Linked DNA regions of Homo sapiens: region 2 is linked to region 1. A link is a loop called in an ENCODE intact Hi-C map of the cell type or tissue named here. Cell type or tissue: Calu3. All regions are shown on one strand. Links, peaks and the distances in the headings refer to the core of each region. The heading gives the core; the rest is flanking DNA. Region 1 overlaps SEMA6A (semaphorin 6A). Region 2 overlaps SEMA6A (semaphorin 6A).

Evidence for each region. Hi-C counts contacts between places; a loop is a spot of excess contacts. Peaks named below come from ENCODE experiments on the same cell type or tissue, not always from the same donor. Only the 100,000 strongest peaks of a DNase experiment are listed, where the experiment ranks them.
Region 2: a loop joins it to region 1, with 3 times the contacts of the local background. A loop is called at or near these places in 4 of 110 quality-filtered maps.

Annotation. Positions count from the first base shown.
Region 1 is chr5:116,570,904-116,573,813 of GRCh38, reverse strand. The region is part of intron 1 of SEMA6A (semaphorin 6A); the gene reads left to right. Among named protein-coding and RNA genes, the nearest start is that of SEMA6A-AS2, 2.1 kb to the left of the region's middle. RefSeq lists an enhancer at 933-1,714. In Calu3, for the core only: CTCF peaks have their summits at 1,416 and 1,619; DNase peaks (open chromatin) are centred at 463, 1,143 and 1,753.
Region 2 is chr5:116,452,695-116,455,604 of GRCh38, reverse strand. All of the region lies in intron 18 of SEMA6A (semaphorin 6A), which reads left to right. All of the region lies in intron 2 of SEMA6A-AS1 (SEMA6A antisense RNA 1), which reads right to left. Among named protein-coding and RNA genes, the nearest start is that of SEMA6A-AS1, 6.7 kb to the right of the region's middle. RefSeq lists a silencer at 822-901. In Calu3, for the core only: no CTCF peak of the experiment used is centred there; DNase peaks (open chromatin) are centred at 1,031 and 1,494.

The sequences.
Region 1 (2,910 bases), core at 105-2,604:
GGTGGGATTCTCGGAAGCTCCCTGGCCCGGTGTGTCGAAGGCAGGGGAAGGGGTTCTGCCCTCGAGGGCTGGAGGGGGTTGGGTATAACAGCGCTGTTTTCGTCCAGTGCCAGGTGGGAGAAGGGGTTCCGCGGAGACGGTGTGGAAGCGGAGAGAATCTTTTGTTGTCAGTGTGGGGTCTGGGCTGGGCTCCGTGGAGTGCAAGAAACTTGTAATGGCTCTAGGCACCCGCGCGCCCTGTCTCTCGGTGAGATCCTGGCTCCTGTGGCCGCTGCCACCAGAGGTTCCGGGCTTTGTTTGCTCGAATAAGTGTCCGGGAGCAGCCGTTCGGGTGACGCGGCGCCCCCGCCATGGGTCCTGTCCCCCGCCGCAGCTCCCAACCCGAGCGGCAAGGATATAGCCCGTCGCGGCTGCGTCCCTCCTGAAGCACCGAGCCCTTTGCACCGGGCTGGCGCACGGTACGCCCTCCTCCCAGATCAGCGCGGTCTCGCTCTGGAAAGATGACCCAGGAGGGGGAAGGGTGAGAGACCTGGCAGAAGATGGCCCTGGGTTTGAAACCCAGACTAGGGCTCTGTTCCGACTCCTCACTGTGTCCTAGGGCGCTACCATGGGGGCAATGGGGCGCTGGAGAGTAAGCCGGGCAGTGCCCACCCACCCTGCCTGATCCTTCTGGGGCGGGAAGTGTCTCTTGTCCCGATTCTCCGCGTTTTGCTCAGCTCCTCGCTGTGGGAGATGGTGCAAAACAGGATCCTGAGGTCTCCTCCCTCCTCGCAAGACCCGAGCGGCACGGGGGGAGCCAGGGAGCGGTCCCGGGCTTGTGGACGTCGGGAAAGGAAACAGAATTCCGCTGTTTTTCCCGCTCCCTCGCCGCCCCTCCGCCCAGCGCCTCCTCCCACTTTACAGCGGCGGGGTCACTAGACCAGGCGCTCCTGGAAAGTTTCCCTGAAAGCCAGGGGCGGCAGGCACGACCGGACTGGGGCTCAGCATGTGCAGTCTGAGGGAAGCCGGACCTGGAGGGAATCATGCGGACAGCTCGGGATGCAGCTAGGAGCTAGATCCCGGCCCTTTGGAGAGTGGAACCTCCTGGCCCGCGGTACTTGCTCGACAAGTCGGGGAAGGGATGAATGGGGAAGCAGGACCCCGGAGGCAGGTGCGGCCACTGTGGACAGAGGCTGTGGGGAAGGTGCGTGTGGACACAGGCCGGGGCTCAGTGGCTTGCAAGTAGGCAGCTTCAGGTGCAGAATCCCGAGCCATCTGCTCCCTGCGCACGATTTCCCAGCGTGGCTATCCAGGGAGGGAGGAAGCAGAGCCAGGTGTGCGTGGAGCGGGAGAGGAATGGGAGACTGGAGGCGCTGTCTTCACAGCCGGGGCAAGCACTTCCAGGGAGTCTCCGGCCTGTATCGCACTGGGGAGCCCTGCAGGCTTTTTCGCGTCGGTCTTTGGGAGAAAGGTGGCTGCTTTGGAACTGCGGTGGCCAGGCACAGCCACAGTGGGATCGCTCCTTTTTTTACGCTCAGCTTTTTTACGCTACTGAATGCGATCTGTGAAAGGTTTAAAACACAGGCGTGCATGGACACACACACGCACACACTCGCCCTTGTACGCACAACTTTCTTTACCTCAGATCTGAAAAGCCGTTTAACCCACTTGCAGTGTTGTGCCAGCAGGTCTCAGAAAAGCTATTTAATGCCCCCCAGCGCTGGTTTTTAAGTCTTGCCAGGATGGGAAGGTCGAGTGCCTTTGCCTTGTCTTTCTTTAGTCCTGAAATTGTTCGTCGTCCTTCCCCTGGTGGACACATCTTGGGCATCAAGTCTGTGGTATGCTACAGTGATGGCGGGGAGGACTGGTGGTTTAATTAATTATTTAATTATGTTTTCTCCCCAAAGTAAAGATGCCTATGTTTAATTCTGACTAAAAATACTCTACACTTTTTTATACCGTACCCAAATGGCTACCAGCGGTCAAGATTGCAAGAATTTTGTATGACTTTTTAATGCTGTGTTTAGTCTACATGGAGCAGTTTTATGATTTACAGTAAGCTTTGATTAAACTACTCCAGGCACCAAAGTTAATTATTAACCTAACCTTAAATACAGTGGCAGAACTATGTCTCCACCTATTAACCTAAACTATCTATTAAAAAATAATTGCACTAGCTATTTGAATTTGGTTTACCCATGCTTGTTTGTATGGTAACTTTTATTTGAATCTTGAGTAACCCTTACTCCCTGTTATTATTTTGGTTTTGGGACGTTCTTGAATGAGGCACTTTGCAAACCAGTTTAAAGCAGAAAAGAACGAACATCAAATTTAAAATCTTACTTTTGGTTATGAGTCATTTTTCAACTTGATGTAAAGAAGCATTCTACTTTATGTTTCTGATGTACAGTGTTTGTGGGTGACAACCTTCCCCATATGTTAGGTTTTGCAGCTATCACCTTTTAGAGATGTGCTACATTTTCAATAACGCATATAATCCACATATGTAAATGTTAAGCAGATACCGAAAATCATTTCTGAGGAGCCATCAGCTGAATATACTTATTGGACATAACAACTAAGCTTAAATAGGTAAAAATTTTATAAGAACCAGTATAGAACACTCAAGTAAATGTCGAATGAATGAAATAAATAGTCACACATGGTTCATGTTTGTCCACTTAAAGTGGACTTCTTTATTTTCCCTACAGTGAAAAAAAAAATATATGCCTTCAAGTGAGTGGTTATGATAAGGCGGCAATAAGTGCACCTTTTTATTTACACACAACACACACCCCTCAAGTTCTTCCAAAATCTAGTAAATGCTTTTTCCAACATTAAACACATATAGCAGTTGTATTTTGAGTAGGCGGGTAACATTGCACTAGTGAAGTCTAATGTGTTGAATCAGAAGTGTAGCAAGAATTAGGA
Region 2 (2,910 bases), core at 301-2,800, 120 kb after region 1:
ATTTCACAATTTTTTAAGGAGGTCCACTTCTCCATTTTGTGGCTTTGATGCCTTTTGAGAGAGTAAAGGAAAAAGATGGGACCAGGAAGTTGGAAAATAGAAATGCTTTGTCTGGTTTTAGAAATCACTTAGATGTTGTGTTTCTCGTCTTATTTAAGAAAGCTGATGAAAGAAAACTTCAAAAAGCAGGAAAATACGCCTTGCAGACTCTGCTAAAACTTTGCCAATGTAAAAGAATCATTACCTTTACGGGGACAGTAACAGTTCTAACACATGAAACCACAAACCAGCATTCCAGGGCATGGCTTTTAAAAATTATCTTATCATGACTCTTAGTCTAGACATCAGCCCGTGCTCTGGCTGTAGCACTCCCATTGGCAATGCCATTTCTAAAGCAGTAGAGCAGTGGAGGAACAGTGAACTGAGCGTTCCCAGCACACAGGGAAAAATGAAGCTGTTTCTTCTCTAAAAAAATGAAATAGAATGAATTCCAGGCTCATTCTCCCTTCTATCCCTGTGATGACATCCCAACCAAAAATGCATCACTTTTAAAGGTGATCGAAGTGGAAGTGGGTTCATCTACAGTCAACCACTCCAAGCATTATTTCAATATGTGAGTTTTAAAATAGCTTCTGAATTCAGGACATTAAACAGCCAGGCCAGGAAGCTACCTCCACTTTGGCATGGTCAGTCATTAACTTTATATATCTTGAAGACCATGGCCCCTCCTGGTACCTAATCTGTAGCCTGCCAGGAAAAACACATACATACACACACACGCGCACACACACATGCACACACACACACACACACACTTAAAGGAAAAGGAAACTTTAAGTTATAAACTCCAAGCCTATTTCCATGGCTGCTGGCATGTCAGTTTATTCCTAAGCCATCTGGTTCACATTATGCCGTAAGACAAGAAGAAGGCTGCTTCCTGCCCAGATAACCACAGAGAGTTCCCATTTCACTTTCAGCGTGGTCACCTCGACTGGCTGGGGTGTGGCTTTGAGAATAAATTGTCTCCAGTTAGGGTTTTTCCCTTGTTTGTTTTCTTCTCTTCTTAATAGGGATTACAGCGGGCCCTGTGTGGTTAGCGGGGCGATGCTTGGCTAGTGATTAGTTCATTCATTTATACTGTCTTGCAGGACCGTGAGCCTGGAATTTTGTTGCAGTAAGATTTGCAAACAAGAAAAATTGGGCTGTTAGATTCCATTCACTCAAGTTGTTATGAGGATTTCAAGGAAATTGTAGGCTTGTCTTACTATAAAGCAGAATCAAGAATCTATTTTTAGGGGATGCTACTCCGGGGCTTTTCTTGGTGTTTTGCCATCTTTCTTAGCTCTCAGACCCAACACAAACCCTCTCTGGCTCAGTGATGGAGGAAATGTCCATCCTCCTTTTTGCCTTTGCATATTTCTCTAAAGGACACAGAGAGGCTTTGTTGTCTTTGTGGTCACCGGGTCCACTTTACACAGATGCCTATTAATCACTTCACTATGGAGACAGACACATCCATCATATCACAGCAGCTCAGAAACGGGCCGTCCAGTGAAAGGGGGTGAGAGGGGAAAGTGCACACTTAACCATTTCGAGTTAGGTTACTGGTTGCCTGTGTCTTACACGCTTAGGGTGGTAATTGGGGTGGGGGTGAGTAGAGCTCTTCCTTTGTATTTAGCTTAATAGGTGTGATTAATTTTACGTATTTTTGCTTGTCTGTTTGCTTCACATTTTGATAGGACAGATAACATCTCCCAGCTATTTGTGTAAGGTGCAGGGCATTAGTATACTTTAAGATTGAGAGTTTTAATTTTAAAAACAGTAATAATAAATGCAGGTAGACTAGCTGTGCTTTTGATGCAATGATACTGACTCTTTGAAGCCAAGAGTTTTGCGATAATGGATTCAATGTGGAACAGAGCAAGCCGAAAGTTAGCTTTCTCAGGCAAGAGAAACTGCAGATAAATTAACCAAGAACTTTCCTTCTATGAGTGGCAGATCTTCTAAACCTCTTTTTTAATCATTCAAGGCTGTCCACAGCCTTCCAAATGGTATTTCTAGCTCTTGCTCTTGTATTTTCTCTACAAGTGCTCATTCATGTATGCATTCCTTTACTATTTATTTAAAAGATATTTACTGAGCACCTTTCTGCCTGAAGATTCAGTGGTGAGTTTTAGCAGTCTAGGTGAGAAAAACAAGTATCATACTAGTGATGATTTTAGAATAAAGGGAATGCAGAGCTCTGGGGACACTTTAGAAGGAAGAACTTAACTGGCCTAAGGAGTCAGAGAAGGCTTCCCCATTTAAGCTGAGCCCTAAAGATAGGGTCTGATGAGTGGGAAAATGAGTAGGGACATTCCAGGCAGAGAGAACAGCCTGTATGAGAGCCATGAAGCAAGCTTGAGTATGGAAGGGTGGCTCATGCCTCCAGCCTAACAGACTAGAAGGGAGTTAGACCATTTGCTATTACTCACTACGGCCTTCCCTTTCCTTCCCTCCAAGGCTCAGTTCTTGTTGCTCTCTCTGCTCCAGCTAAGATCCTGTGCATCTTTAAGGCTTAGCTCAAATGCCATTTCCAATGTAAAGCTTTTGCCCACTGTTGAAGCAGAAGTGATGTAACTCATGACATAGCCACACTTTGGACAGAGTTGTATGCAAGCACTTGCCTTCTTCCCTGCTGGTTTATGCCTCATTCATCATTGTCCTTCCCCGACACCTAGTGCAGTGCTTGGTAAATGTTTGCTGAAGGCAGCCACAAAGATGCTTGGAGCCAAAACCTTGTTATACTAGGAGAGTGATAATAAAGAAACAACCCAACCCTAAGTTAGGGGAAAACATCATTTCTAAAGCAAATTGTCTCAGAGCCTGGTGCTAGGTTCCCTTTGCACGGAATAGTATCCATGAGCAGGA